2 separate regions of the Homo sapiens genome follow, and region 2 is linked to region 1. The links are chromatin contacts, found by Hi-C in ENCODE. All regions are on one chromosome and are shown on one strand. The core of a region is the stretch at or near the end of the contact, and the rest is flanking DNA. Distances in the headings are between cores, read along the strand shown. Region 1 holds the start of NUP54 (nucleoporin 54). Region 2 overlaps LOC107986292 (a long non-coding RNA gene).

The links. A loop is a pair of places that touch in the nucleus more often than their neighbours do. Pooled maps may share reads with other maps.
Region 2: a pooled map shows a loop between it and region 1 (4-fold over the local background). The contact joins the enhancer-like site here to the promoter of NUP54 in region 1. A Hi-C loop is called at or near these places in 5 of 50 pooled maps.

The regions. Positions count from the first base shown.
Region 1 is chr4:76,145,974-76,150,738 of GRCh38, reverse strand. It overlaps NUP54 (nucleoporin 54), which reads left to right and starts at 2,342. Exons shown (of 12, transcript NM_017426.4): 1 at 2,342-2,431. The coding sequence starts at 2,365. It overlaps LOC124900718 (a long non-coding RNA gene), which reads right to left and starts at 2,190. Exons shown (of 2, transcript XR_007058144.1): 1 at 2,137-2,190; 2 at 1-1,532. RefSeq lists an enhancer at 2,233-2,392.
Region 2 is chr4:77,192,198-77,197,410 of GRCh38, reverse strand. It overlaps LOC107986292 (a long non-coding RNA gene), which reads right to left. Exons shown (of 4, transcript XR_001741742.1): 4 at 4,838-5,200. Among named protein-coding and RNA genes, the nearest start is that of CCNG2, 38 kb to the right of the region's middle. RefSeq lists an enhancer at 3,507-3,556. Within about 2 kb of position 3,795, at least 7 of the 41 ENCODE cell types and tissues checked have a DNase peak (open chromatin) inside an H3K27ac peak, as active enhancers do.

The DNA of each region.
Region 1 (4,765 bases), core at 1,093-3,592:
GGGGAGTCCCCACTGTGTTGCCCAGGCTGGCTGAACTCCTAGGCTCAAGCAATCCTCCCACATCAGCTTTCCGAGTAGATGGGACTATAGGCTGGTGCCACTGTGCCTGGCAAATACTATTTTAATCACTGTAGAGAAGAATCCTCCATTATTTTTCTAGAGTGGGGAAGAAGCATTCACTTGGCTGCACGAGGTCAGAAGAGGATTTGGGGAGCTCTAACTGCTTCTTAAATAGACTTTCAACCAGTTCCTCTCATTTTAACTTCCCTTTACCCCAACTTATGAAGATACGTGATATCTCCAATTCCTGAGCTTCTGGCAGATTCCATAAATTAATCATTGGTTTTCCTTTCTGCTAGACTGGGAGGGCTGTTTGTTTTTTTAAGGTAAGCTGAGTACTTAGCCATTAGACAATGTGCTAAATCAGGGGTGTCCAATCTTTTGGCTTCCCTGGGCCACGCTGGAAGAAGAAGAATGGTTGTTTGTTTTTTTAAGGTAAGCTAAGTACTTAAGCGTTAGGCTATGTGCTAAATCAGGGGTGTCCAATCTTTTGGCTTCCTTGGGCCACACTGGAAGAAGAAGAATTGTCTTGGGCCACACATAAAATACACTAACAATAGCTGATGAGCTTTAAAAAAAATCGCAAAAAACCTCACAATGTTTCAATAAAGTTTACGAATTTGTGTTGGGCTGCATTCAAAGCCATCCTAAGCCATGAGCCACATGTGGCCTGTGGGCCGCAGCTGGACAAACTGCTGGTAAATCAAAGCTCCTTAACATGCTAAGGAAGGTCTTTCAAGATCTGGTTTCCACCTATCTGTCATTCATTCATTATTTATTTCCCCCTGTTATATGCCAGGCACTTGTGATGGGCATGGAACAAGAGGGACATGGTTCTTGCACTTATGGAATATATACTATTGTAAGGAAAAATTAGATTGATAAATTATCTGTGACAAACAGTGAAAGAAGGCAGGGCAGTGGGTATGAGAGCATACTCAGTTTGTAGGAGTCAGACACGGGTCCACCATTCACCAACTTGCCCAAGCCAGAAAGCAGGAGGTTGTCCTTGAATCCTTACTTCCCACGTCCAAATACTACGAGTCTCATATATGCTATTTCTTAAGTATCTCTCAAATTTATTCTCCTAATTCCACTGCCAGATGTAATCCAAGTCATTATCATCTCCTACCTGTGCAACTACAACAGACTCCTAAAAGCTCTATCTTCCTCAGGCATTCTGGCTCCTTCCAATCCATTCTCCTTATGGCAGCCAGAGGGATCTTCTAAAAACAAAATTCTAGTCATACTAGTCCTCTGCCTAAAACCCCTTAAAGGTTTCCCATTACCCTCAAGAAATAGTCTGAAATCCTTACCATAATTTACAAGGCAATATAATATAATGGTAATTTTTACAAATTGGGACTCTGGAGTGGAGAAACATGAGTCCAAAACCAGACTCCAGAACCTACCTGCAAGGTGACTTTGGGCAAGCTGCTTAACAACTCCAAACCTCAATTCTCTCATCTCACCTGCAAAATACAGTTACAGAATCTTCTCTATTTATTTATTCTGAGGATTAAATTATATTACAAGTACAACAGAGGGGGCCCACTCTTCCCCTCTTTTTCAGTGCTCCCCTTAGAGCTGTGGTTAGGAGTATTTACTCTGTAAACAGCCTGACCCTTTGGTACCTGTTTCCTCTTTTATAAATTGGAGATAGCAGCAACCCACCTCATAAGATAGCTGATTAAATTATGTAAAATGTCTAGAAGAGTGCCTGGCACATAGTAAACGCAACGTGTTTGCTACAATTCCATTCGCTTTCATTTCTTCCAACGTGCATCCTCTTTACTGCTTCTGCTCCGTCTACTCATCCTTCAGCACTGGGTTCAAATACCACCTCCTCGTGGGTGTTGGGGGGGTTCTCAACCCCAGCCCTGCTGCCCGACCTCCCAGGCCCGCTAGTTGATGAGGCAGCAACTTCAACCCTACCACATACAAATTCTAGCTGTCTACCGCGTATCCCTACAGTAACAACTTCAGCCTCTGCACACCTTTCCCAAAGAACCTCCCTACGGCAGTTTTTAAAGGACTCTCAGGCGGCACACCCTCGCGAGCGTCCCAGCATTTTACCTTAACAGTGACACCCCACAGCATGTGAAGCCCACCGGAAGTGAGCTGGCTGGGGGCGTTCCCTCACAACCACCCACCTCCTACGCCCTTGGCGCCTTCCGGCCTCTTAGGCTAGGTCAGAAAGGAGGCGGAACTCGGTGATCTGACTGGCGGTTTCCCGGCCGGACTGAGAAGGGGAGCGCGCTGCGCGTCGCAGGAGTAACCTACTTGGTCTCCTGCTTTCGCGACATGGCCTTCAATTTTGGGGCTCCCTCGGGCACCTCCGGTACCGCTGCAGCCACCGCGGCCCCCGCGGGTGAGTGATCCCCCTAGACCTTCACCCGGGAAGAAGGGGAAGGGTCTGGTCCGCCCCCTCTGTCCGAGACTCTCCGACCTGGGGATCCTGGAATCTCCCGCCGACGCGGAGACTTTAGAGGCATTGGAAAAGGGCGGGCGGCGGCAGAGTGGGCCGAGGCGGCACCCGAGGAGGCCACGGGGGTACTCGGGGTCCCACTAGAAGCTCGCTTGCCGCGCGTGAGTTTCCACAGGGCCCTGGCTTGAGCGGTTCGCTTCCCGCTGCCGGGGAGTCCTACTCAGAGAAATTGGAGGTTGCTTCCCTCTCCCCTTGCCCGAGAACCTCCCTCCCCTCTGCACCTCAGCCTCCTGGATGGGCGGGAACGCTTGCGTGGTTCCCGCTGCCGGACTCGGCGAGGATAGGGCTGGGGATCCACCGGCACTGCCCATTGACTCCCTTAGTTCCACCCCCGGCCCCCTGTGGTCCTCGCTGTGGGGTTTATCCGTCATGCTTCTTCCATCTGCCCCACCCCACCCCCACTCTGCTTTCTTAAACTGTTTGGAGCAAAACCAGGTTTGTTCACTTCTGTGAAACCTCCTGCTGATTCTTCTAATCCTTATCTTGCTTTCTTTTCTTTTTCCCTCTCCCCCTTTTTAAAATTTTGTTTCTTTGCCTACACGCCTATCAGGATTTGGTGGGCTTGAGACTGCCAACTCCACCGCCAGTGGGTTTAATTTTGGGGGTTTCGGATTAACTGCTAATCCTGCAGTGAACTTTAATATTGGGAATTTCGGTGTTTCTACTACCTCGGCGACTCCGTTCAATTTTGGTAACAGTCTGGCAAGTGCAGGTAGATACTGCGGGTTGTATGTGTAACCAGTGTTGGGAGCTGGAGTCCAAGAATATTGTGGTTCCTGGAGTTTGGGAAAGAACAGTTACTTGTCTAATAGGGAAAGGAAATTTATTTCCTTATCTCGAATCAAAAACATCTGTATCAAGTTTTTACTGCCTTAAAAGATGTGGTTTAGGAAAGTTTTGCAAGTTACAGTGTTCCTTTATTAAATGTGCACTTATCTTCCAAATGATAAGCATTTGGATTATAATTTTGAATAGATCTTTAAAATTATTAGGTAGGACTTCCAAAGTATAAACTCACCACCAGTCAAGCCCATCCTGGGATTCTTGGACTCCTGCAGTCATTTTTCATTTTTTCTGCATCTTTCATTGAGATTTCATTTTATTGTCCTTGTGTTTCCAAAGAGAAACAAGTCTTATACGAACAGCAGTAACCTGTTTTGTTTTTTAACTTGTGTTATAATGATAATAATGTATTTCTTTGGTCAACTCAGCAGATTAGGATACTATAAGATGTGTAATTTCTATAAGATTTGTAATTATAGAAAGAATCCCCAGTTCTTTGCTGGAATTTTGGGAAATGCTCAAAGAGAGCAGTTTAGTTTTATGTGATATAGCATCGAATTCTAAAAGGTAAGCTAGACGTCTTTGCATTCAAAAAGATAATTATGAAGATTTTCATATGCACGTGGGTTGTTTGCAGCTCATTAGAAATTTTGCAAAACAATAATGATATATACATTTAAAATAGGTTTATGGGTACTTTACATAGTGACACTGTAGAAAAAAACTTGTTCTTCAGCTGCTCGTATATGAATTTATCGTCCATAGTCTCTTACGTTATGCCTCTTGTGCCCATGCCAATTATATGCATTTGATAAACATTATTTACTCCCTAAAAGTTAATTGGGAAGTTTGTTATTTTGTTCATTCACTGGTTACTGCAATGTGATTATCACCCTAGCATCTGAGTTGAAAACAGTTCGAAGAATATTTGAAAACTTCAAAGACAAGATGATGCATTTTAATTAAGATGTATTCGAAGTAATCACATATCACTGTCCTTTGATGTGTTTACTTTTCCTTGTTTGCTTAAAATTGGCACTGGGTAAAACAGAAATCTTACTTTGAAATTTGTGTTTCTGAATAAAGCCACCCAGCTCATAATTCAACAACAATAAATAAACTTGTTGGTATTTGCTTGATTTCATGTTCATTTGGAGTTATCACTGTTAAGTTTTGAGTTATGATAATGTAATATGTTTTAACTACTTTTATATGTGTTAACCTTCAGCAAAGGGCTGATAGACTTTCTTGTTTACTTTTTATTTTGTATACTTGCAGATCTGCTATTACTAAAACATTTTTGATGTTGTGGAGCATGATGAGAAACTGACTAGTGTTTCTATTGCGTAGCCAATTCAGATTATATCATAGTTATTCTATGGAAGTGAAGAATAATGAAAAGAAATTACAACAGTGCTTAGTACTGTGGGTGAC
Region 2 (5,213 bases), core at 2,546-5,045, 1.0 Mb before region 1:
TAACCTCCAGCCACCGCTCTGCTCTCACTCAGGGGCTTTTTTAAAGAATCTATTCCCTGAGGAAAAAGATCCCAACCATTTGAAAGTCAGATGTCAGAGGGCCCGTTTGTAGGCACACTACAATTGCTTTATGGATCAGAGGATTCAGAAACAGTGAGGGCCCAGCTCCCTAGTGAGAGCACTTTCTCCAGCACCACCCCCAACTGAAGATCAGACCTACAGTACTGAAACTGATGTCATAGGAGCCGTGAGACCCAGAGTGTGAGCAGTAAGCTGAAATCTGCCACAGAAACAGGATTAAACCAAGATATGGCATCTCCCTATGGGTAGCCTGAGAATTGAGAAGTTAATCCTGTGACCACAGCTGCAAGCTTGAGGCACCTCCCTCATCAGGGACTGATTCGGAGAACTCTAGTGGGCAAGCACCTCAATAAGCAAAAGTATGTTTAGACCCCTCAGACTGTTCCAATGCCTCGGGGATTCTCTGGGCTCCTTGCGGCAGCAGGCCAGCAAGGGGTTCTGCTTACATGCTTCCTGCCACACCTAGAGCAGTCTTACTTTGCTAGATTATGTCAAGATTCTAAAGACTTAAAAGTTACTGGCCCAAATTAAACATGTAATCTGTGTAGATTGGGAGGAAGTGGGTCTTGATAAGTTACCTTTAACAAATCCCTCAAGAAATTAGTTTCTCCTAGAGTCAAGAGTTTCAGTACACCTGGTTCCAGTTTCTATCACTTAGTTCTCACCTTCGACCACCTGTAACTTCTCTCATCTGAATGGCTGACAATTAGGAAGAAAGTCGTCTTCAGCTAGGGACTGTTTTAGACAGGTTTGATGCCAAGAAGTGACATGGCTACCATCAGTTTCCTGGTAAAGAAGCCACTAGCCTCTGGCATCAAGCAGCTCTAGGTAGACACTAGACACTAAGCAGGAACCCCAAAAATAGGTTGAATCCGAAATGGTCTTGGCACAACTGAGGATTTTCAAAGTAATGCTATCCTAAGGGATAGTAAGGATTTGAGCTACTAAAAAGCTGGGTTCTCAGGCAAGCTTTAAGAGACATCAGGAGTTCAGATTGGAGTGAGGCCAGTTGCAAGACAGACAAACACGCATCAGGCCAAAGCTCAGAAGTACATAAGCAGCCTTAGGAATGGCGGGAGTGCCATTGACAAATCCTGCACTACTCCACATCTTGTTCTAAAAGGAAGTTGATATTTGAGATGTTTCAGCCCCTTCTACCTTGCTCTCCAGCCATAACTTTAAACTTGTCTCCTAAGCCATGTGAGTTTTTCTAGAACTATGTGGCATGCCCCAGAAGCCTATGCAATAACACCTACATATAGACATCAGTTCCATAGGACTCACCTGCAGTTGAAACTATAGTTAATTGGGTCGGTAGTAGATATTTTGCTCTGCCTGAGGTGGGAAAGATGAACTTTCCAGTGTCTTTACTGTTAGCCTAGGTGAAAAGTCCTGAAGACCCAGTGATCTATCAGTATTAGTTTGGATTTTTGGTTTTTTTCTTTGAGACGGAGTTTTGCTCTTGTCACCCAGGCTGGAGTGCAATGGTGCAATCTCGGCCCATTGCAACCTCTGTCTCCCAGGTTCAAGAGATGATTCTCCTGCCTCAGCCTCCAGAGTAACTGGGATTACAGGCACCTGCCACCACGCCCAGCTAATTTTTGTATTTTTAGTAGAGATAGGGTTTTCGCCATGTTGGCCAGGCTGGTCTTGAACTCCTGACCTCAGGCAATCCACCCGCCTCAGCCTCCCAAAGTGCTGGGATTACAAGCGTGAGCCACCTCACCCAGCCCAGAGTATTAGTTTTGAAGTAAAGTTGTTTATGTAAAGTTAGTTTTTGTTTCCCTCGGCTTTTATAGTGGTTGAAGTTTACAAAAACGGGAAAAGGATTAGGGAGATAAGGCATCCGTACCATGCACTTAAATTTGACCAAATTCTTATTTGGCAGGACTAAGTCACTGCTGTATTAGCTTCTGGAGTCTATAAAAGCAGAGAAAGTTTTGCTATCAGTAAAAGGACACAAGTACAGGTGAGAATGCTACAGGATGACTAATCAGAAGACTAGTTTTTAATGTTAAGCAACTGTGGAAAAACAAGGCCACCTATTCCCATCCTTGACCATCCTGCAGGAGCCTTCCCTGCCCCAGCACCCCAGCTCTAATTACAGCACTTAACTAACAGTGTTGGAAAGCCTTGGGCTTCGAGATCCCAGACCTGTCAAGTGACTCTTTGTCAAGTGGATTGTCAGCCTGGGAGACACATCCCTTGATCAGATTATCTACATGAAGGAAAGAACTCTGCTCTTCTCCTTGAACCCTGCTTTGTAAGGACAGTGTGAAGAAAGTAACTCCATGCTGATGGGGATGAGGGGAGAGTGCTTCATGTCCCTACCCATGTATTTATTCACCCTTGTTCAGGTTAAGGCAGGTGGACCTACATGACTGGACATGGTTTTAAAAAGCACTTTTCTGTAGCTGGCACGCAAGAATTACGATATTTAAGCTATGTAACTTGCTACCATCGCACCTGTGAAATTGTCAGTCAAGATAATGAACATATCCATCATGCTGTGTACTTTTGAGTCTGTCACTAAGATGCCACTTTATCTTTTCCATGACAGATGGTTTGCCTTTCCTAGTAAGCCTAAAGGAAGTGTCCATTCTCAATGCTAACGATCTGTTCAACTAGATGAAATTTCCTGTTTCAACTACTAAGTTTCTAACTGCTATCAGAAGTGCTTTCAGGTGTGTCAGTCTGACATTACCTGAGGCTTGCCAGTCAACGAGTCTCCCACCTCCACAACCAGGTGGAAGGTCAGTTGCAGCCCACAGGTTGCGTGTCTTCGAGGCAGACAGCTGCTTTCTGCTGAATATGATTAAGATCCTAACTTCCTAGTAAGGAGTCTTAAAAGCCACATGCTTGAAGTTCATTTTAGTTTTTTTTACTAATAGGTCACAAAGGGACGTTTCCTACCCTCAAAAAAAAACTAATTCAAAGTTGATCTACATTTTCTTATGGTTTTCATCGAAGTGGATCTAATTTTTAGTCTCTGAAGAGATGAGAAGCTAGCTTTTTAGTCACTTTCCACCATTACTCCAGACAGGTGTTTAATAGAGACTTTGGGATTCCAAATAGCTAAAAGGAAGTTCTAAAGATTGCTGCGCTTGCTTTAAACGTAGAACCTCTAAACCCGTGTATTTCTCTTGGAGTTTACGTAACTTCAGTAAGTTAGCTATAAGAGTGGCTTTGCTAAAGTCTATGGTAGAGATTAAACAGAAGTCAAGAGACAGGAGCCTTCTCAGCAAGTAAGGCTTGAGCATGAGAGAAGAAACCTCAATTCAAGATTGTATCTTAAGCTTCTAAAAGAACAAACTCTAAGAAAGCACAGTAACTGGAAGAGGCAAGCCTGCTAAAAACGACTTCAGGGAGTTGCTGTGACCTCCTAGGAGGTATTTTCTGCCCACACACAACGCCTAGTTCCCCTTCTTTCGAGTTCCTTAGTCCGCTTAAGTGCCCTCGCTTTTTTCTTCGTTCATCTTTCACTTCTAAAGCAAGCTAACCAAAGTTCCCCCTTGAGAATTACCAAGAGCTTGGTCCTTTCCACCCACCCCTCCAGCCACCAGAGAACTTCTTAGTACCTCGCAGGCCTACAAAGCTTTGGAAGAAACCCCGCCCGACCAACCCCAAACCATCCACCAGCGGAACAACCCACAGCCCCGCCAGGCTTCCTCGCCTTTTACACTTGAAGCCACGCCTTCCCCCTGGGTGAGGACCAATGAGAAAGCGTAGGAGCTACTTCAACTCCGCAATTGGTCCCAGACGGCTGCCAGGTGAAACCAAGCCTCTGGACGCCCCAGGGCTTTCTCTTGGGGCTTCCTACTTTAGACAGGCATTTCTCCCCTCCACCCGCTTTTTTTTTTTAACTACATTGTAAAGGCTGTTGAGTATTTTGAGAGAATAATTTAGAGTCACCTTCAAAAAGTGGCTGAATCAATTTCCCTTCCAGCACTTAGACAACATGGAAGATGTTTAGTGTGCCCTAAAGAATTTCAGAAGAAATATGAGTAGCTATTTGGTCAGACACTGGTGTTGAACACAAATATCCTTACCGTCAGACAACGCTGGTATTTCTCATCGCTCACCTGTGCGTGTTATGCATTTATTCGTTCATTCACAAGTATTATTGAGGAGGATGACTCAATGGAAGCAAGGAAGTAACCCAGTGAGGCTTTGGGTTTTGTCTGTGCTTCGCAAACGGCGGGCTAGAAAGTATGAGTATCCTCAGGACTCACATGTTTCTGGAAAGTCATTCCACTTGTACATTTGGGGATAAAAAGATTTATTTTATATTAAGACAATAGTAATCCAAACCAATATAAATAAATGAATGGGAAAAGAGATAAATCTTTCTTGCAGAAAAAGTTCAAATAATATATGTAACTCCCCACTCCAGGAGGTGGAGTTTAATCACCACACCCGTTCCTTGAGTCTGAGCAAGTTTTAGAGAATCCCTTCCAAAGAACAGAGTAGACGAAGGGAAAAGTAATAACTGTATAGTACAGAAACCTCAGCCGGGCGCGGTGGCTCACGCCTGTAATCCCAGCACTTTAGGAGGCCTACGTGGGCGGATCACGAGGTCAGGAGATTGAGATCATCCTGGTCAACACGGTGAAACCCCGTCTCTACTAAAAATACAAAAAATTAGCCGGGCATGGTGGCGGGCCCCTGTAGTCCCAGCTACTCGGGAGGCTGAGGCAAGAGAAAGGCGTGAACCCGGGAGGCGGAGCTTGCAGTTAGCCACGATCGCGCCACTGCAGTCCAGCCTGGGCGATAGAGCAAGACTCCATCTCAAAAAAAGAAACCTCGCAGGCACTATCTTAACCAAGTGATCCAGATTAATATGATCAAAGATAAACCATGTTGCTATTATGTACCCCCTGATATGATGAGAAGAGCACTTCGCTCCCATGGTATGCTTCTTCAAACCCCATACCCCTAACATAATCATAAGAAAAACATCAAAGTCAAACTGACAGCCATTCTACAAAATGCTGACCAGTAATCTTCAAAACAGTTAATCAAGGTTATGGAAATAAAGAAAGACTGAGAAAGTATTACATACCAGAAGACACTATAGAGACGTGATGAGTAAGTTCAATGTCATACCCTGGATGGGATTCTGGAACAACAAC